Regions from separate parts of the Homo sapiens genome. Here region 1 is linked to region 2. The links are chromatin contacts, found by Hi-C or POLR2A ChIA-PET in ENCODE. All regions are on one chromosome and are shown on one strand. The core of a region is the stretch at or near the end of the contact, and the rest is flanking DNA. Distances in the headings are between cores, read along the strand shown.

Region 1 (3,279 bases), core at 685-3,184, 170 kb before region 2:
CTGCCCTTTGGAGCTTATAAGCTCATTTGTTGACTCTTAGATAAAAGTCATTATTAGAGTTCTTAACCTGAACACTTCTCAAGAAAGTCTTTTACTTCTCAAAGTGGACTTTTTTTTAATAGTAGCGATATAGTTCTTAAATATTTTTAATTTTCATTTTGAATTTTACTTTAGGAGGTTTTGGACATCTTGCCATTTTCAATTCTTGTCTGCAAACCAAAAGTATAGATGATGGAGAGCTATTACATGGAATATTAAAAATCATAATATCCTGGAAGAAAGAGCATGAAGATATTTTTCTTTTCAGTTGGTAGGTGATACTTTATACTATGTTTTTCCTTCAGTATACAATTCAGACAAAGATTACGTATCTGTGTCACAATTTTGTAGAGAAATTATGGTAGACATTTAAGTCAGTTATAAATAAGTATGTAAGATTTAAAGTAGCATACTTTCTAATTGAATGTCAATATAATCTTTTATTGTCTTTTGTTTTTATCTTTATCACAGTAATCTATCAGAAGCAAGTCCAGAGGTACTGGGTGTAAATATAGAAATAATCCGGTTTCTTTCCCTATTTCTGAAATACTGCTCATCCCCTTTGGCAGAGAGTGAGTGGGACTTCATCATGTGCTCCATGTTGGCTTGGTTGGAGGTAAATTAACCCGATATGTCATCACCTCTTGTGGGTTTTTGTACATACTTTTGCATCAGAACTATTTACTAATCTCATTCTTTAAGTGATGATTGTAATTGGTTCCTTTGTATAATTTAAAACACTTTATAGATGTTCTTCTTACCAGCTACTATTTGACAGAATAGTAAAATGATAGATTTTTAATGACTACCAGCATCATTCAGTGACCAAATCTCCTGTTATTAAAATGCCTTCTCCATTAGCTTATTGTAATATTTGCAGCACAGCCCTTTCAGGTTTTATCTGTTAATGACAATTATTTTGGTCTTTTTTGGTTATAATTAGATTATTTCTAAAACATACTGTGTGAATATTGTGAGAGTAATGCATTAAATAGTAGCAGATTCAGAGGGAATTAGTGTAATTTTTGACCCAAAGCAACCAGAGGTATATTACTTGTGGGCTCCAAGGCAGCAAGTCAGTCAGGGTTGGATTGGTCTGAATCTCTGCTTTGCCTGCTATTAGCTATGTGACTTAGAGTTTTAAACTTAAACTATTTGAGACTCAGTTTTCTTTCTTTCTTTCTTTCTTTTTTTTTAAATTTGAGATAGAATCTCGCTCTGTTGCTTAGGCTGGAGTGCAATGGTGCGATCTTGGCTCACTGCAACCTCCGCCTTCTGGGTTCAAGCAATTCTTGTGCCTCAGCCTCTCAAATAGCAGGATTACAGATGCCCACCAGCATGCACGACTAATTTTTATATTTTTGGTAGAGATGCGGTTTCACCATTTTGGCCAGGCTGGTCTCAAACTCCTGCCCTCATGTGATCCACTTGCCTCAGCCTCCCAAAGTGTTGGGATTACAGGCATGAGCCACTGTGCCTGGCCGATTTTCTTATTTTAAAATAATAACTTACAACTTGTAGGGCTACTGAGAAGATTATAAATGTGTATTTAATGTGTCTGACTTAGTGTTTCCTTCCATGGGTTAGAAATTAAAAAGGGTACTTGAGAATAAATTGTTTATTAATGATTCTATTCATGGTATTTAATTTTGAAGAAAAAAGTTATTTTGATGTAAAATTTTATGTTTCTCCTGAGATTACACACCTCAACTGCTTTTCGTTTTAAAATTCAAAGAAATGAAAGTGGGGCTTTTCTTTATATTGGCTTTATTTGTAGTGTTCTGGTAGAAGTCTGTTTACCTATTTCATTTTTATTGTTTTTTCAGACAACAAGTGAGAATCAGGCATTGTATTCTATTCCACTTGTGCAACTGTTTGCCTGTGTCAGCTGTGATTTGGCCTGTGACCTCAGTGCTTTCTTTGATTCCACAACTCTGGATACCATTGGCAATCTTCCTGTAAATCTAATCAGTGAATGGAAAGAATTTTTTTCCCAAGGCATCCACAGTTTGCTTTTACCTATTTTGGTGACTGTTACAGGCAAGTGAAAAAGGGAATAATAGTGAGATTGATTCATTGGAAATGACTTACTGAAAAATTCAAAAGCAAAAATTTTGATGTTTAAATCAAATAATACTAAATAGTAAAAGAAAAAGCCAGAAGAGAAAGCTTGGCTTCTCAGAAGCATCATCTATGCTTTACTTTACAGACAGAAATTGAAAAATGGCAAGGTATCCAATGACTGTTGCAAATTAAAATAATAATACTTCAGATAACATGAATGGATGATGTGAATAGAACCTTGCTATTGAACATTTGCTGGATCAGATAAAAGTCATTAAAACAGTTGAGATTAACTGGAATATATATTCAGTTCATGTTTCTAGTTAAGACTGCTTTATTGTTTATGTCTAGTTTTTATTTCATTTTCTTAAATGACATTTGATTGTTTGTGAATCATTTAAGCTATACTAACTTTCTTTTGAGACGTGCATGTTTCTTTCCTTTTTGTCATTAGGAGAAAACAAAGATGTGTCTGAAACATCCTTTCAGAATGCAATGCTGAAACCCATGTGTGAAACATTAACGTATATCTCAAAGGAACAGCTATTGAGTCACAAACTTCCTGCAAGATTAGTTGCTGACCAAAAAACAAACTTACCAGAATATCTCCAGACTTTGTTAAATACATTGGCCCCATTACTCCTCTTCAGAGCTAGGCCTGTGCAAATTGCTGTTTATCATATGCTATACAAGTAAGAATTCATCCAATTGAATCAATGTTACAGTGGTCTAAAAAAATAGAATATATGCTTAGTTTTTACTTTTAATTATTTAAAGTAAAATTTTTAAAAGAAGGAGATCTGACTGCTTCACTTATAGGGACCCTAAGTTGCCTCATCTTTTAGGTTATTGTTCTCTATACACAATTTATATTTCAATAGTCCTGGCTATAGTAGTTATTTTAAAGAAAACTCATTAAAACATTTACTCATTATAAAATAAGTATTGGTCTTTCTGCTCTTGAGCACGACTTAATAAACAGTTTAATATCACATATTTAAAAATAATGTTCTAATTTCTAGATTGATGCCTGAATTACCACAGTATGATCAGGATAATCTAAAGTCATACGGAGATGAAGAAGAAGAGCCAGCCTTGTAAGGTTTTTTTAAATAATTTGTTTTATTAAATTCTTATAATCCATCTCACTTATAATGTCTTTAGAGGACTGAAGCA
Region 2 (3,247 bases), core at 228-2,727:
ATGTCATTAGTTGATAATGAGAGTTGCCGAGTGAGAGAGTGTCAAGGAGTTTTGAAATGAAGTAAATACAGAAGATCCTACTTTAATTAATTATTAGCTAGCTTGCCTGCAATCAGCCAAACCAGGCCAAATATTCAGTGCATTATTCACCTACTTGGACTGTGGTATTTGGTGTGGTCCCAATCTGAGACTATATTTGCATCAGAAAATGTTTTGTTCATATCCTGGCACCAATGGAAACAAAATTAAGTCTAGAGCAGGAGAGGCACTAGAGCTACCTGTTCTAAGAGATTGAGGCTTGGGTCTCATGTAATTATTAAAATGAGCAAACCGCTTCAAACAAACCAAAAGAACAAACTTGAAGCAATTTTTATTTGATAAAACTCATATGATTACATGTAATTTAATCAATCGTTATTGGATGCTAATTCCAGACACCCTATCAGTTTCCTCAGATGCAAAATGAATAACATGCTGTCTTTCCCACTGAAGGTACTTTAATTACTTTAATTAAAGAAGAAAGACAGAGACAAATATAATGTAGAGCAAAATGATTGTTACATATGCCTAGTGAATACAGAAGCAATATGGTTGGGAGCAGAGAAGCACATTTGGTTAATGCTGATGTGGGAGTCAGGAACAGATTAATGGAGGAATTGGTATCTGAATTAGCTTTTGAGTGATAAGGAAAATTTTGAGAGAATGTAAAAGGGATAAAAGATATCCCAAGCTTAAAGAAGTCAATGAGCAAAACTTGCCAAAACGCTATAATTTGAAAATACATTAAATGAGGCAATACTTATAACTTATTCCATATTTTTCTTTAATGTGAAGCAATTAAGAGCATTCTAAGGTATAAATAACCTTTACCCAGAATTGGATAAAATGTGGAATGCTTTTCAGAGAAATGCATGTGACCATTAATAAATCTTACGGCATTAAGACAGTATAATGAGCTGCCAAAACCAGAGACCAGCCAGGCAATACTTTAAACAAGTTGGTCTTGCTCTTATAATAATATTTTAAAGGCCAATTAAAATATTTTGTTCACTTGATTGCATGCTTTCAAAGTTTACATGTGAGTCCTGTAATGTAAACAAAGATGTTCTCCACTAAAGTTGCCTTATCATTCTTTGACTTTTAGGACTTTCCCAACATAGGCATGGTTGAAACATAGGTTTTAGTACTGAAGCCCATGGGATTTGTCTTCTGACTAATTAGGCTTTGATTTCAGAACCACAGACGATGCATTTTCTCCACATTGTCTCTTCTGTTCCTGCAAACCCCAGAGAACATGCTGTATGAGTGTGATGGAAATAATTTCACTTTCTCTGACTTATGATTAGTGAAGAGGATTTCAGGCTGGCATCAAGTTACAGGTTTGTTGTCTTCATTTTTTTTTTTCTTTTAAGATTTCTCATAGAAATGGTATGTTCCAGGGTAACCACTCTCCTCACCCCTAGCCCCTTTCTTGGGACAGGATTCCAGGAAGCAGTGGTAGTAAGCAGGATTGGATGTGTAAGTGGCAGACGACTGGCTTGTTTGGTCACTGTTCCCAAAATAGTGTTCACAGAGGATTTTGTTCCAAGCAGGGTGCTATTTCTCAGGAGATTTTTTGAATGTCAGTTTTTCCTTCAGTCACACTCCCCTTGCTTCCTAAAAGGACCTTGGAAAGTCATAGTAAAAGATTAACCTAAAACAAGACTGTTAAAATGGACACAGAGAATTAAAATCCAAAGAGAAGAATGGGTAGGGGAGAGGAAAATATGGCAACTAAACCAAACCCCTAGAGGTGGTGTTTGGATCACAGCACTGTGGACATTTTGGAGTAGGCAATTCTTTGGCGGGGGGGGGTGGTGCATCTTGTGCATTATGGAATTTTTCACGGCACCCCTAGCCTGTACCCACTAGGTGCCAGTAGCAGTCCCCAGTTGTGACAACCAAACATGTCTCTGGGCATTACCAAATGTCTCCTGGTCAGGGTGGTGGGAGAGTGATGCAAATAACCTCTGGTTGAGAACATTTGACCTAGATTTAATATGAAAATATCTGACTTTATACTTCCAAATCATCTCTCCCTGAATCGTAACTCCAGAGAGTATAAATTCCAATATTGTAATATTAGTACTTGGCCATCATAAGTCCTGTTCACAGAGCACAGTGGTGACCTCAAACTGGGATTCAAACCTTGGCTTGCCACTTGCTATTTGTGTGGTCACTGTGTCTCAATATCCTTGCCTATAAAATGGGAGTAACAGTTGTTTGTGAGGATTAATTGATGTAATGTTTCTGAAGTACTTATCACAGTGTCTGGCATGAAGTAACTGCTCTATAAATTCCAGTAAGTTGCGCGTGTGTGTGTGTGTTTTAATCTTATTTCTCCATCCAGAGTCATGGCTAGAATAAGGAAGAGAGACAGCATTTGGTACTGACTCACAGTGGAGAAAGAGGTAGAGAATTGTAGCATGATGCTACTCAGGAGATATTCTAAGAGGAGTCTGATCTAGGTGCTCAGTGTGTAGGTCAGTTTGATGCTGCTATGAGAGAATACCACAGACCAAGCAATTTATAACAAAGATAAATGTGTTTGGCTCATGGTTCTGGAGGCTAGAAAGTCAAGGTGTCAGCATCTGGCAAGAGCCTTCTTGCTGTGTGATCTCATGGTGGAAGGTGAGAGCGAGTGAGAGAGAGAGAGAGAGAGCTGAACTTGCTTTTATAACAAGCCCACTCTTGAGATAATTAATTCACTCCCACAATAATGACATTAATCCATACATGATGACAGAGCCCTCGTGACTTAATCACCTCTCATTAGGCCCCACCTCCCAACACTGTTGCATTGGAGATTAAGTTTCTAACACACAAACTTTGGGGGACACATTCAAATGACAGCACTTGGAAAGGTCTCAGTATCATAAAGATACTGGACATATCCTTGGGAAGCCTCATTCCCCATCCTCTTCCCTTCACTTGGAAACAAGTTGAATTGAATGGTAAGGAAAACCTAAGAAGAGCCCAGAGGGAAGAAAGTAAAGGGGCTTGATTACACTAGGTGGCCATGGGGTATAGAGAAGAGGAAAAATCCTAAAGGAAAGGGTTTCTTCCTACCAACTCTTAACACGGTGACCTGTTGAGGAGTCAGGATGTGGGTGAGGATTTGTGGGATGCACAAGAGCAGAGAAGCAATCCCCAAACTCTACTTCCTTGTGAAATCTTTTGTGAGATGGAAAATACAACTTACAAATTC

Evidence for each region. Hi-C counts contacts between places; a loop is a spot of excess contacts on that map. ChIA-PET counts read pairs that join two places held with the same protein, here RNA polymerase II (POLR2A). Pooled maps may share reads with other maps.
Region 1: a loop to region 2 is called in a map of chondrocyte, with 2.6 times the contacts of the local background. The contact joins two enhancer-like sites. A Hi-C loop is called at or near these places in 2 of 168 maps with a recorded cell type or tissue (aorta and chondrocyte), 1 of 37 single-sample maps with no recorded cell type and 9 of 50 pooled maps. POLR2A ChIA-PET finds 5 or more read pairs at or near these places in 1 of 52 experiments (AG04450).

The regions. Positions count from the first base shown.
Region 1 is chr21:28,943,183-28,946,461 of GRCh38, reverse strand. LTN1 (listerin E3 ubiquitin protein ligase 1) reads left to right here. Exons shown (of 30, transcript NM_015565.3): 20 at 175-310; 21 at 511-655; 22 at 1,866-2,079; 23 at 2,558-2,795; 24 at 3,126-3,200. Among named protein-coding and RNA genes, the nearest start is that of LTN1, 48 kb to the left of the region's middle. Within about 2 kb of position 1,934, at least 2 of the 41 ENCODE cell types and tissues checked have a DNase peak (open chromatin) inside an H3K27ac peak, as active enhancers do.
Region 2 is chr21:28,770,126-28,773,372 of GRCh38, reverse strand. It overlaps a transcript of HEMK2 not described here. Among named protein-coding and RNA genes, the nearest start is that of HEMK2, 110 kb to the left of the region's middle. Within about 2 kb of position 1,477, at least 3 of the 41 ENCODE cell types and tissues checked have a DNase peak (open chromatin) inside an H3K27ac peak, as active enhancers do.